2 separate regions of the Homo sapiens genome follow, and region 1 is linked to region 2. A link is a contact called in ENCODE POLR2A ChIA-PET data. All regions are on one chromosome and are shown on one strand. Each heading gives the region's core, a stretch centred on a gene start or an enhancer-like site at or near the end of the contact. The rest is flanking DNA. Distances are from core to core; before and after follow the strand shown.

Evidence for each region. ChIA-PET counts read pairs that join two places held with the same protein, here RNA polymerase II (POLR2A).
Region 1: POLR2A ChIA-PET joins it to region 2 with 12 read pairs in T-cell. The contact joins two enhancer-like sites. POLR2A ChIA-PET finds 5 or more read pairs at or near these places in 3 of 52 experiments (A673, OCI-LY7 and T-cell).

Annotation. Positions count from the first base shown.
Region 1 is chr6:151,020,998-151,026,723 of GRCh38, forward strand. All of the region lies in intron 24 of MTHFD1L (methylenetetrahydrofolate dehydrogenase (NADP+ dependent) 1 like), which reads left to right. Among named protein-coding and RNA genes, the nearest start is that of MIR12131, 79 kb to the right of the region's middle. Within about 2 kb of position 4,279, at least 6 of the 41 ENCODE cell types and tissues checked have a DNase peak (open chromatin) inside an H3K27ac peak, as active enhancers do.
Region 2 is chr6:150,928,226-150,933,664 of GRCh38, forward strand. The region is part of intron 11 of MTHFD1L (methylenetetrahydrofolate dehydrogenase (NADP+ dependent) 1 like); the gene reads left to right. Among named protein-coding and RNA genes, the nearest start is that of MTHFD1L, 65 kb to the left of the region's middle. Within about 2 kb of position 1,391, at least 2 of the 41 ENCODE cell types and tissues checked have a DNase peak (open chromatin) inside an H3K27ac peak, as active enhancers do.

The sequences.
Region 1 (5,726 bases), core at 3,029-5,528, 96 kb after region 2:
GTCCATAAGAAATGGACGCTTGATAGGAGAAGGAACATATTACATAGAGCTAACAGGCTAAAGCTTTGGGATCATGCAAATTAAGTTTAAACCTTGAGTAGGCCTCCTACTGTGGACACAATTTGGGGAAGCTGACTAATCTCTCGAGCCTCAGCATCCTCATTTGTACAATGGTGTCTGACAGTGACACCAACTTCACCAAGTTGCTGTGAGACCCAAATGAAATGCCCCAGAGTAAAATGCTGGAACATAGAAAGCAGGCAATGAAGGCCAGGAGTGGTGGCTCTCGCCTGTAATCCCAGCACCTTGGGAGGCTGAGGCAGGTGGATCACCTGAGGCCAGGAGTTCGAGACCAGCCTGGGAAACATGGTGAAACCCCATCTCTACTAAAAATACAAAAACTAGACAGGTGTGGTGTCACGCACCTGTAGTCCCAGCTACTCGGGAGGCTGAGGCAGGAGAATCGCTTGAACCTGGGAGGTAGAGGTTGCAGTGAGCTGAGATCACACCACTGCACTCCAGCCTGGGCAACAGAGTTAGACTCTGTCTCAAAAAGAAAAAAATGGAGGAAAGTAGTCAATCAATGCTGGTTCTTCCTCCTGTCATGTTCACTTGGAAAGAGAGTGGGCCTCCTGAATTCACCTTCAAGAATTCTCCTGTAACTCAAGGTAACTTTGTCAAACTCCAAGATTGGTTTATTTTGCTCTGGGTTAAAACCAGGAATTAGAAGTCAAGTCTCCTAAAGCACTACTGAACTAAACCAAGACACTGACGTTTTTCCTTCTCCGTGAGAATTGGGAGCCCTTAGTGATATCATAAAACATCAGTCATTTTTGCAAAGAAGGAGGTATGACCCGGAGAAGTCAGCTTGACATTCAGTCGGAATATTGTTTGTTAAATGAGGAGTTAAGGTTGAAAATCATCTCTGTATCCTTCCTCTAGCCTTGCAAACATTTTAAGGTGTAGCCTTGACAGCAAGACAGGATAGTGTTTGTTTTTATTAAAAGGTCTTTCCTGTTCCTTGCGTGAAGCCATTCTCTTGATCCCAGTGGGGGCTGGATGAAGGAAGAGCAAAACAAACCACGAAGACAGCCTGGAGCCGCAGCCAGCTCTGCTGACTTCTGAACTTCACGCTCTCACTGCCCAGATGGCCAGGGGTGTTTCCTCCTCTGCTGGTCTTTTTTAAGGCAGGATGTTTGTTGTTATTGTTGTTGTTTTTCTGGTTGGTTCTTAAGAAATTATTTTCTACATCTTGAAAATGCCAGCTGGAACCTACACCAGTTGTTGGTGGGGTGTGAGAACTATCCTTTACATGGACTTGGAGCATTTGCAACTAGAGCCTCCACATTGAAATAAACATTTAAAAATGCATATCTATGGATATACAGTGGGGGATCTTCCATTGTGGTAAAAATATGTATAACATACAATTTCCCCTTTAATCGCTTTTACATGTATAGTCTGTGGCATTAAGTACATTCACATTGTACATACAGGGTTTAATTAATAGGATCTTAAAACTTAAAAGGGTATTGATGCACATCTCTGTTGCCTTTTACATTTCACAGTAATTAGAAGGGAAAAAACACACTCTAGGTTGAAAGGCTGTCCTTTCTTTTGGTTGTCCTTGTCCCTGGAAAAGCTGTCTTCCCCCTCAGGGCCTTTGACCTCCCCCGGCTCTCCCTCCCATCTTCAGACACGCCCAGGGCCAGCCTGAGTCAGTAGCCCTTTCTTCAGCGCTCCCTCTTCTCCTGTTGTGCATTAGAATGTTTGGAGTGTTCTGTGGAAAGCTGGTCCTTACATTTTCCAGTCAGTTATGCATCTCACTCATAAACCTGTTTCTTCCCCCATGCTCTTTAATATTCTGCTTTCTTAATTATGGTTGAGCTGCCTTTAAACAGTCTTAGATTGTTCAATGTGAGTGGCTTCAACAAGCCTCCCATAAGCCTCTTATCCCCTGGCCCCCTTTCCATGATCCAACCCCAAATCTCCAGATACCCCCTGCTTTTTTTATGTTTTTTTGTTTGTTGGTTGGTTGGTTGGTTTTTGGGTTTTTTTTTTTTTTTTGAGGCAGAGTCTCGCTCTGTCACCCAGGCTGGAGTGCATTGGCACGATCTCGGCTCACTGCAACCTCCACCTCCCGGTTTCAAGCAATTCTTCTGCCTCAGCCTCCTGAGTAGCTGGGATTACAGGTGTGGGCCACTATGCCCAGCAAATTTTTGTATTTTTAGTAAAGGCAGAGTTTCACCATGTTGGCTGGGCTGGTCTCGAACTCCTGACCTCAAGTGATCTGTCCTCCTCAGCCTCCCAAAGTGCCGGGATTACAGGCATGAGCCACTGCACCAAGCCCCGGATACCTCCTGCTTGACCAGACCTTCTGCAAACACACCTTAGATCCCTCTCAAATCTAGATGCTTCTCCAACACTGGCTTCTAGGTTCTTTATGAAACCTCTGCTGGCCGGCAGTATATAACCCACCACCCAGCCTGCCAGGCACGTCATTCAGCTGTGTTAGACAGTTTCGAGGGATCTGCACCTGTCATGAGCACTGGCCCAACCTTCTCAAAGCATCCCACTCATCCCTGTGATTCTGGCAAAGCTTGCCCCAGCTTTCTTTCCTCGATGGTTGAAATAGCACCCAATGAGAAAAAAACAGTGGCCTGTATTTATTATACTTACACATGTCACAAGAATCCCTGTAGTGTCATTGAAAGCTTTCTTCTAGCATGCAAAATGATTGTCACTATGATGTAAGTTTCTAGAAATGCCTTATTTCATCTAAAATTATGAGAGAAGGTAAAATGATGAACTATCAAAGTCACACTACATGTTGGCCGGCTGCCTTCTACCACTCACTCCATCCCTCCCCAGGCTTTCTGACTTAAATTTAGATCACATGAGACCATTGCAGTGGAGAGAGTGTCCACTTTCTCAATCTAAAAGCAAGCTCGTGAAGACCATTAAATATGATCACAGGAACAAACATTAAAGGTACCACACGTAATGGACCACTTAAGACAGAAAACTACGATCTTAGGGTTTAGGGGAAAAAAACACTCAAACAGCACAGGCTTCCAGTCTCCCCAGTCTCTGAGAGGTTGGGATTTTTTTTTTTAATAAAGTACAAGGGCTCCTTGAACATGAACACGGAACGAGCGTTGCACCTGTATTCATTCATTTCGCTCTTGTAACACATTGATGTTCCTAAGTCAGATTTGTAGAAGAGGAACGAGCAGATGCATCATGAGAACACTGTGCTTGGCCAGGCGCGGCGGCTCATGCCTGTAATCCTAGCACTTAGGGAGGCCAAGGTAGGAGGATCGCTAGAATCGAGGAGTTCAAGACTAACCTGGGTGACATGGCAGATCCTGTCTCTACTAAAAATATTTTAAAAATTAGCCAGGCATAGTGGCACATGCACTGTAGTCTCAGCTACTCAGGAGGCTGAGGTGGGAGGATTGCTTGAGCTTGGGAGGCAGAGGTTGCAGTGAGCCAAGATCACCCCACTGCATTCCAGCCTAAGCAACAGAGCCAAGCTCAAAAAAAAAAGGCCAGGCACGATGGCTCCCTCCTATAATCTCAACCCTTTGGGAGACTGAGGCGGGCAGATCACTTGAAGTCAGGAGTTGGAGACCAGCCTGGCCAACATGGCAAAACCCCATCTGTACTAAAAATACAAAAATGAGCCGGGCATCGTGGTGCGTGCCTGTAATTCCAGCTACTCTGGAGGCTAAGGCCCAAGAATCACTTGAACCTGGGAAGTGGAGGTTGCGGTGAGCCAAGAACATGCCACTACACACCATCATGCCCGGCCTGTTTTTTTTGTGTGTGTTTGTTTTGGGTTTTTTTTGAGCCTGGGCAACAGAACAAGACTCTGTCTCAAAGAAAACAAAACAGAACACTGTACATGAGTGTTCCTGGGCCCAGCAGAGTGCTCGAACCAGTCAGCACTTTGCCCTCTTTTGGGTGAGATGAGATCTTTAAAATCACTTATTCCCATATATTCCGTTTTTTGGCATTGCTACACTATTCTATTTGAGAGTAATAAAAGATTACCCATGTGGATTTCTTACTATTTCATGTGGAGAAATGCAGCTTTTCTAGCGGCGAGCCTTTCTTCCATTTCCCAGAGTCCGGTTACCCTCACCGCACCCCAGGTTTGCCGTAGAAGGATGAGATTCCCTACATGTAGGCGTCTTCAGAGTGAACCTGTTGCTCAGGGCCCGCGAGCCCACAGGGCTCCATGCCCACTGAGCAGGCTCGTGGACGTCGGCACGTAGCTCAGATGTGCTGATTTCCAGCCAAGGACATGCTTTGTGTCAACGATACAGGGGCCTGTTGTTCTCAGTAACAAGGGCAGAGCCGCTCCCGGGACTCCAGTTGGTATTGGTAATGCAAGCCCTTGCACCTAGTGTGGTGTGGTCAGTATAAATTAATATCGACAGCTTCATGTTGTACTTTAATTTGAAGTACAGGAAAGGCTGCTTGCCAAACTGTATTTGTAGATCATTTAAAATTTATGCTTCATTTAAAATGCAAAATACGAATGGAAATAATTACTGTGTATCCGGAAATGTCTATTCAACTTACAAGTTTATTAATTGATCCTTCTCTTTACATGTTTTACGGGACTTGGAATACACTTTGCTAATATCACAGCATAGGAAGATTTAACCCATATGAATTCAACTCTGTAGCCTTGGTGAAAGAAAAGAACCATGTATTTGTCATTCACTGTGGCCCCCGATGTATGCCAACGACTTCATTTGGTGCAGGGCTGAAGAAATGGCAGTGTGTTCCAATACTTCACAACAGTGGGGCCTCATTAAGAGATGCTAGGGTATTGAGAGTGGAGTGTTACATAGTGTTTTTCATAGGTCTTCTAAAAGATTTTTCAGAGTTGCTGACTTAAGAATTTGGCCTCTGAGTAAGATGAGACGCCCCTACTACGTTATAAAGCCTTCATGGATCTTTATTTCTAACAGTTCATTTTTAAACTTTTGTTCCATTTCATTTTATTTTGTCCATTTTTTGTCATCAAAAAATTATTTTAAAATGTAACAGCTCTTCTAGAATGTACAGATCAATTTTATTCCACTAAAAAACAGGACTTCAATAATTTAATTGAAGAATTCTAGTGAGCATTTCCAGAGCCTTTCCAAGAAAGCTATACTGTTTAACTTTGAGTGACTCAGCTTCTAGGACCCTGGTCCACCACACCTACAAAATGAATTTAATAAAGCATGAAGGTCACCAAATCCTCTACTATTTCTTCGTGGAGTCATTCAGCTAGTGTTTATGTTGTGCCTGCTCTGTGCGAGAGACTGTGCCACCAATATAACCACTGGTCACAGTTATTTTCTAGAGCCATACTGCCTGATATCCCATGTGGCTAAGATTGACAGTTCAGTTTCTGGATTGTTCCAGTCCCATTTCCAGTGCTTTTAATAGCCACATGAGGCCAGTGAACACACGATACATCTTCCATTGTGATAGAAAGTGGCAGTGGACAGCTTTGTTCTAGAGTATTTCCGTTTCTGAAATACATGTTTAAGAAGTTTGGAAAGGAATTAGTGTAGAGTATGAGAAGGGTTACATTTTTGGTGAATATGAAGATTTAACATAATGTTAGTTCAAAAATGACCAAAGACACAAGTGTAGACACCAGGCTTTTGAAGTAGCTAATATGTTAAGCAGCTGTGCATTATATAGACAGAATATTCACT
Region 2 (5,439 bases), core at 141-2,640:
GAGATCGAGACCATCCTGGCTAACATGGTGAAACCCCGTCTCTACTAAAAATACCAAAAAATTAGCCAGGCGTGGTGGCAGGCACCTGTAGTCCCAGCTACTCAGGAGGCTGAGGCAGGAGAATGGCGTGAACCTGGGAGGCGGAGCTTGCGGTGAGCCAAGATCACGCCACTGCACTCCAGCCTAGGTGACAGAGCAAGACTGTCTCAAAAAAAAAAAAAAAAAAAAAAAATCACCTCTTTAATGATATAGTGATTTCTTCAAATCCTTTTTCCCTCCTCCTGTCCCACTTTCCTGTCCTCCTCTTTCTCCTTCTCTTTGTGTAGCTTTTCTTTTTTTTTTTTGAGATGAAGTCACCCAGGCTGGAGTGCACTGGTGCGATTTTGGCTCGCTGCAACCTCTGCCCCCTGGGTTCAAGCAATTCTTGTGCCTCAGCTTCCCAAGTAGCTGGGATTCCAGGCATGCACCCCCACGCCTGGCTAACTGTTTTTGTATTTTTATAGAGACGGGGTTTCGCCACATTAGCCAGGCTGGCCTTGAACTCCTGGCCTCAAGTGGTCCGCCCGCCTCCTCCTTCCAAAGTGCTAGGATTACAGGTGTGAGCCATCATGCCCAGCTTCTGTAGCTTTTTTGTAAGAGGGACAGACAGCCAGGGCCTCTCTGAATCCCTCAGCAGTTGGCATTGTAAGGAATTCATCCTTTGCTCCACACCTTGGTTGCCTGTGGCTTCACCCTTCTCCCGCAGGCTTCCAGGCTCACTGCAGTTAGATTCCTGAGCCCCTTTCCAACCTAGAACCCCAAACTTAATGTCCCCATAATCGAGTGTGGGAAAGTTCCTGGCTGAGGGGAGGGGTTGGCTCCACCTGCAGGCACCCTCTGGGCCCACACCCTGCAAGGAGCTGCCTCTGGTTAGATTGGCTCCGGGGTCTCTGAGTTTAGGGCACAGTTTAGTCAGGGTTGTTTTATGGCAGTATGCTTGATGCATATTTGTCTGCAATTAATAAACAAACTCTTGGCCATTAAGACCTTGAAAAAGCATTTGATTTGTGAAATTGGTTCCTTTCTTCCAGGCTTCAGATGATCTTGGTAGGTGGGTTTGCAGGCTTTCTCACCCTGTTCAGATAGGAACACTTAAGGAAAACTTGGTAGGATGTGTTGTCTGTTTATGAAGGAAGAATCCTGCAGCAGATTTTCTTATCCAGTCCTTGTGCTTTACTCCATTTTGGGCTTGTCAATAAAATCAGAAATCCAGATATGGATGGCTCTGACCTTAGCTTGGAACACAAAACTGATACTTCTAAAACAAAGCTGTGATGATACTGTTTTCAGGTTCCTTACTTGTAAACAAAGCTGGGCCTCCAGCCTCATGCTGGAGAATGCTAGCTAGCACGACTGCCTGGGGTTACAGCCAATGCAGTCCATGGCCAGTAGAACATTTCTCCACGCTGGCTTTTTGCTAGCATTAATATGTATAATCAAGCTGAAATTGGCCTGCCATGTTGTAAATAGAAAAGAAGACTAAAGATGAATTTTCAAGAACAGATTAAACACCAAGGGATCAACAATTCTTTTTCTGAAATTCTAAGTTTCTTTACCTAACAAAGACCTTTGAAGGAACAAAAATTAAATGGCCTGTCTCTTTTTTAACTGTAGTGGAAAAAAATAACCGTGCTGGTAAGATTATGATATATGTATGCATTTGTGGCACAGCTTGAAGATTTTTAGGAAATAGCCACACTGGATTCTATAAGGGAAGAATGAACAGCCCCTTCTCCCCAACACAACAAATGATATATTTTTTAGGGCTGTAAACTGTCATCAGTATCTAATCCCTTAATAGCTGAATATTGATATCAGTTTAGATCACAGGCAACTATTTTATCGATAGCCTAAAGTGGGCCTGGCATGACGGGTTGTGCCTATAACCCAATTACTCTGGAGACTGTGGGTGGATCACTTGAGGCCAGGAGTTCAAGACCAGCCTGAGCTGCATAGCAAGACCCCATCTTTAAAAAATACAAACAAACAGCAAAAAGCAGCACTGGTTTAAAGCAACATTTGTAATCTAAAGTGAAAAGTCAATTTGAAATAAAAATCATCTTCATATTTTTACATTTGACCAGGTCAAGCGTTAGGGGGAAATGACTGTTATCAAACCATTATATGCACTGTTGCAACTTCTTTAAAAATATAAATGACCCCTCCATTAAATGGAGAATTATTTCCTTTTTCTAAAAGTCTTTTCTAATTCTGAAAATAATATTAGCTTATTGTAAAAAATTTAACATAAAGTAAAAAGGAGATAACTAGGTCTCTCATAACTCAATATTTTATTTATATATTCATCTTTTTACACATTGAGATCATGCTATAAATATCATTTTTGTCCTGCCTTTTTCTCTGAACACTGTAACATAAATCTTTTTCCATGCTTTAGAAGAATTCAAATACCCAAGTAATTTTTAAATAATACTAAATAACAATATATTTGTTATTACATATTTTAATTTATATAGAAATGTGATTTAAATATATCAGCAATGGGATTAAAATATAAAACAATGAGATTTTTTTAAATCTTCTATTATTAATAACTCAAATGCAGAACAGATTAATTCTTTTAAAAAGCCATTCTTCAAACTTTAGGATTTCTTATTCAGTCAGAATCATCTGCATTTCATCAACTACATATCGCATGGTATTTACACCTACACATCACTTTATTTGCTTTGCCTGACAAAATGAAAAGTATTGGGAATTGTTCAGGGAAATATGCCAAAAGAATCTTAGGGACTCATGAGTTTTACATATTTTCCCAGTTACACTAATGAAAAGGAATTTTGTTTGAGAACTTGACTTGGAGTGCAGCTGCAGGGCATTTGAATCTCAGTCTCCATCAGGCCTGCACCCATTTCTGTGCAGAAGTTTCTAGAATTTCCCTGAATTGGTTGGACAGAGCAGCTAAAAAAGCAGCCCAAACTGATCTGGGAATAGACTGAATTTCACATTAAAGAAAAATTTGAATCATTCACATCATTTCATCTTTTTTTTTTTTTTTTTTTTTTTCTGCAGAGGGCCAAATACCCGATTGGATTTTTTAAAAATGTTTCAACCCTTTATTTCGGTACAATGTTAAAATAATCTGACTTTTCTATGATTTGGCTTTTCTGCCTTGAGTAACTATTTAAATATCTGTGTGATTTTCTTTTATTTGTGCTACTTCTAGAACAAAACAGAGGTATTTAGAAGAAACCACTTCCCACAGGGCCTTTGAACCGTTTACCTAAGTCAAGTGTAATGAGAAACATAACCAAATGCACCATGGGGTTTATTGTTAGATAATAAAAGGCTTAAAAAGCCCCTAGACCCTAAAGATGCCTGGGATGGATGATTTATGTTCATATGCTACTTGAGCATGTAGTTTTGGAGTGCATGGTGAGGCCCATGGCTAATGGCAGTGGTGCTATTCAACAAGATTCTGGGTCTTTAGAATAGTTCAAAGTTTTACCACTTCTCTCTGGATAAGCCATCTTTTTGACCTTTGAGTAAATTATAAACTTCTTTTCAGATTGTGTCCAAATGGTCACAGGTACTTTGACAGTTTTTACTGTAACTGCCAATAAGTAATACTCATCTTTAAAAAGACATCATTCTGGCAGGGCATGGTGGCTCACGCCTGTAATGCCAGCCCTTTGGGAGGCCGAGGCGGGCGGATCATTTGAGGTCAGGAGTTCGAGACCAGCCTGGCCAACATGGTGAAACCCTGTTTCTATTAAAAATACAAAAATTAGCTGGGCATGGTGATGGGTGCCTGTAATCCCAGCTACTCAAGAGGGTGAGGCAAGAGAATTGCTTGAGCCCGGGAGGTGGAGGTTGCAATGAGCAGAGATCACACCATTGCAGTCCAGCCTGGGCAACAGAGTGAGACTCCATCTCAAAAAAAAAAAAAAAAAAAAAAAAGCATCATTCCATTGTCAACCCTTTTTTGCTGTTCTGTGCCCTGAACAGGTGATGTGATAGCGGTGCAAAGAGGGTGAGCATTGTCCTTTACCTCAACAAGTGTGTGGCCTGGTAGGCGAGACAGGCATGTCAGAATGCTTATCATGAAGCCATCTGAAAAATTCTAGAATAATCATATAATCAATGCTCTAGATATCAGAGAGGGGGTACAGAAATCTGCCGGGAGAAGTGGAGGAATGTAATGAACAAAAATCACAGTTCCATCTCTATGAACTCTAAGCTCCCATAGAAAAAGAAATTAGAGGGCTGGGCGTGGTGGCTCACGCCTGTAATCCCAGCACTTTGGGAGGCTGAGGTGGGCGGATCACAAGGTCAGGAGTTTGAGACCAGCCTGGCCAACAAGGTGAAACCCCGTCTCTACTAAAAATACAAAAATTAGCCAGGTGTGATGACGTGCCTGTAGTCCCAGCTACTCAGGAGGCCGAGGCAGGAGAATTGCTTGAACCTGGGAGGCAGAGATTGCAGTGAGCTGAGATTGTGCCACTGCACTCCAGCCTGGGCAACAAGAGCGAAACTCCATGTGTCTCCAAAAAAAAAAGAGAAAGGAAGAAAGGGAGGAAGAGAGGGAGGGAGGAAGGAAGGAAGGAAGGAAGGAAGGGAGAGAGAGTAATTAGATTACCTTAAGGAAAGAAGGAAGGAAGGAAGGAAGGAAAAGAGAGAAAGAAAGAGAAATTAGATTACCTTGGTGCTCATTCTTTCGTATATCCCCGTTGATGATTTGGAATCTGAGCTAAAGATACTGGGGGGAAAACTAAACCAAATTTTGATACCAAATACAGGAAGGAGGTGAAATAAGCTTTTTTATTGTAGCTCTCCTTTTATTGCTCACAATAAATACTTCCTACTTTGTGATTTTCCCGAACTGTATTAGTTGGCAGAAAGCTGAGCAGTCCTGTGTTTCTAATTAAGAATTGGATGGTTAGCTGGAGTTTTGAGGAGGTCATCTCTGGGCGTGTCTGCTTTTGGCTTTCTTGGGCAGCTATGCTAGCATATCCTTGGGAATGAAAATGTAATCCTTCATGTGACACAGTTTAGGTAAACCACTTAGTCCTTTGCAAACACCAAATGCTCAGTGCGGTACTTAAATGACACCATATTTGATGCCACAGTTTCTTTACAGGCTCTTCTAAGATTGTAATGCCTGTGGGCTTTTAACTGCCCTTATTGATGTTGTATCCAAGAAAACAGAAAGTTGACTCCAAGCAGAAGTATTAATATCTTTGTATAACTTTCAGTCTTCACGTTGACCCCACTGCAGATCTGCTGTTTAGACAGATGCAGAGGTGACTGATAAGCCGGGGTCATGTGGCTTCAGGAGTCTTAGGTTTCTCCATGCAGCGGTGTCAGGATAGGCTCACCAGCTCCTGGCCACAGTGGGTACCAGCGACCTCCTTGTTGCTGAATCCACCGACCACTCTC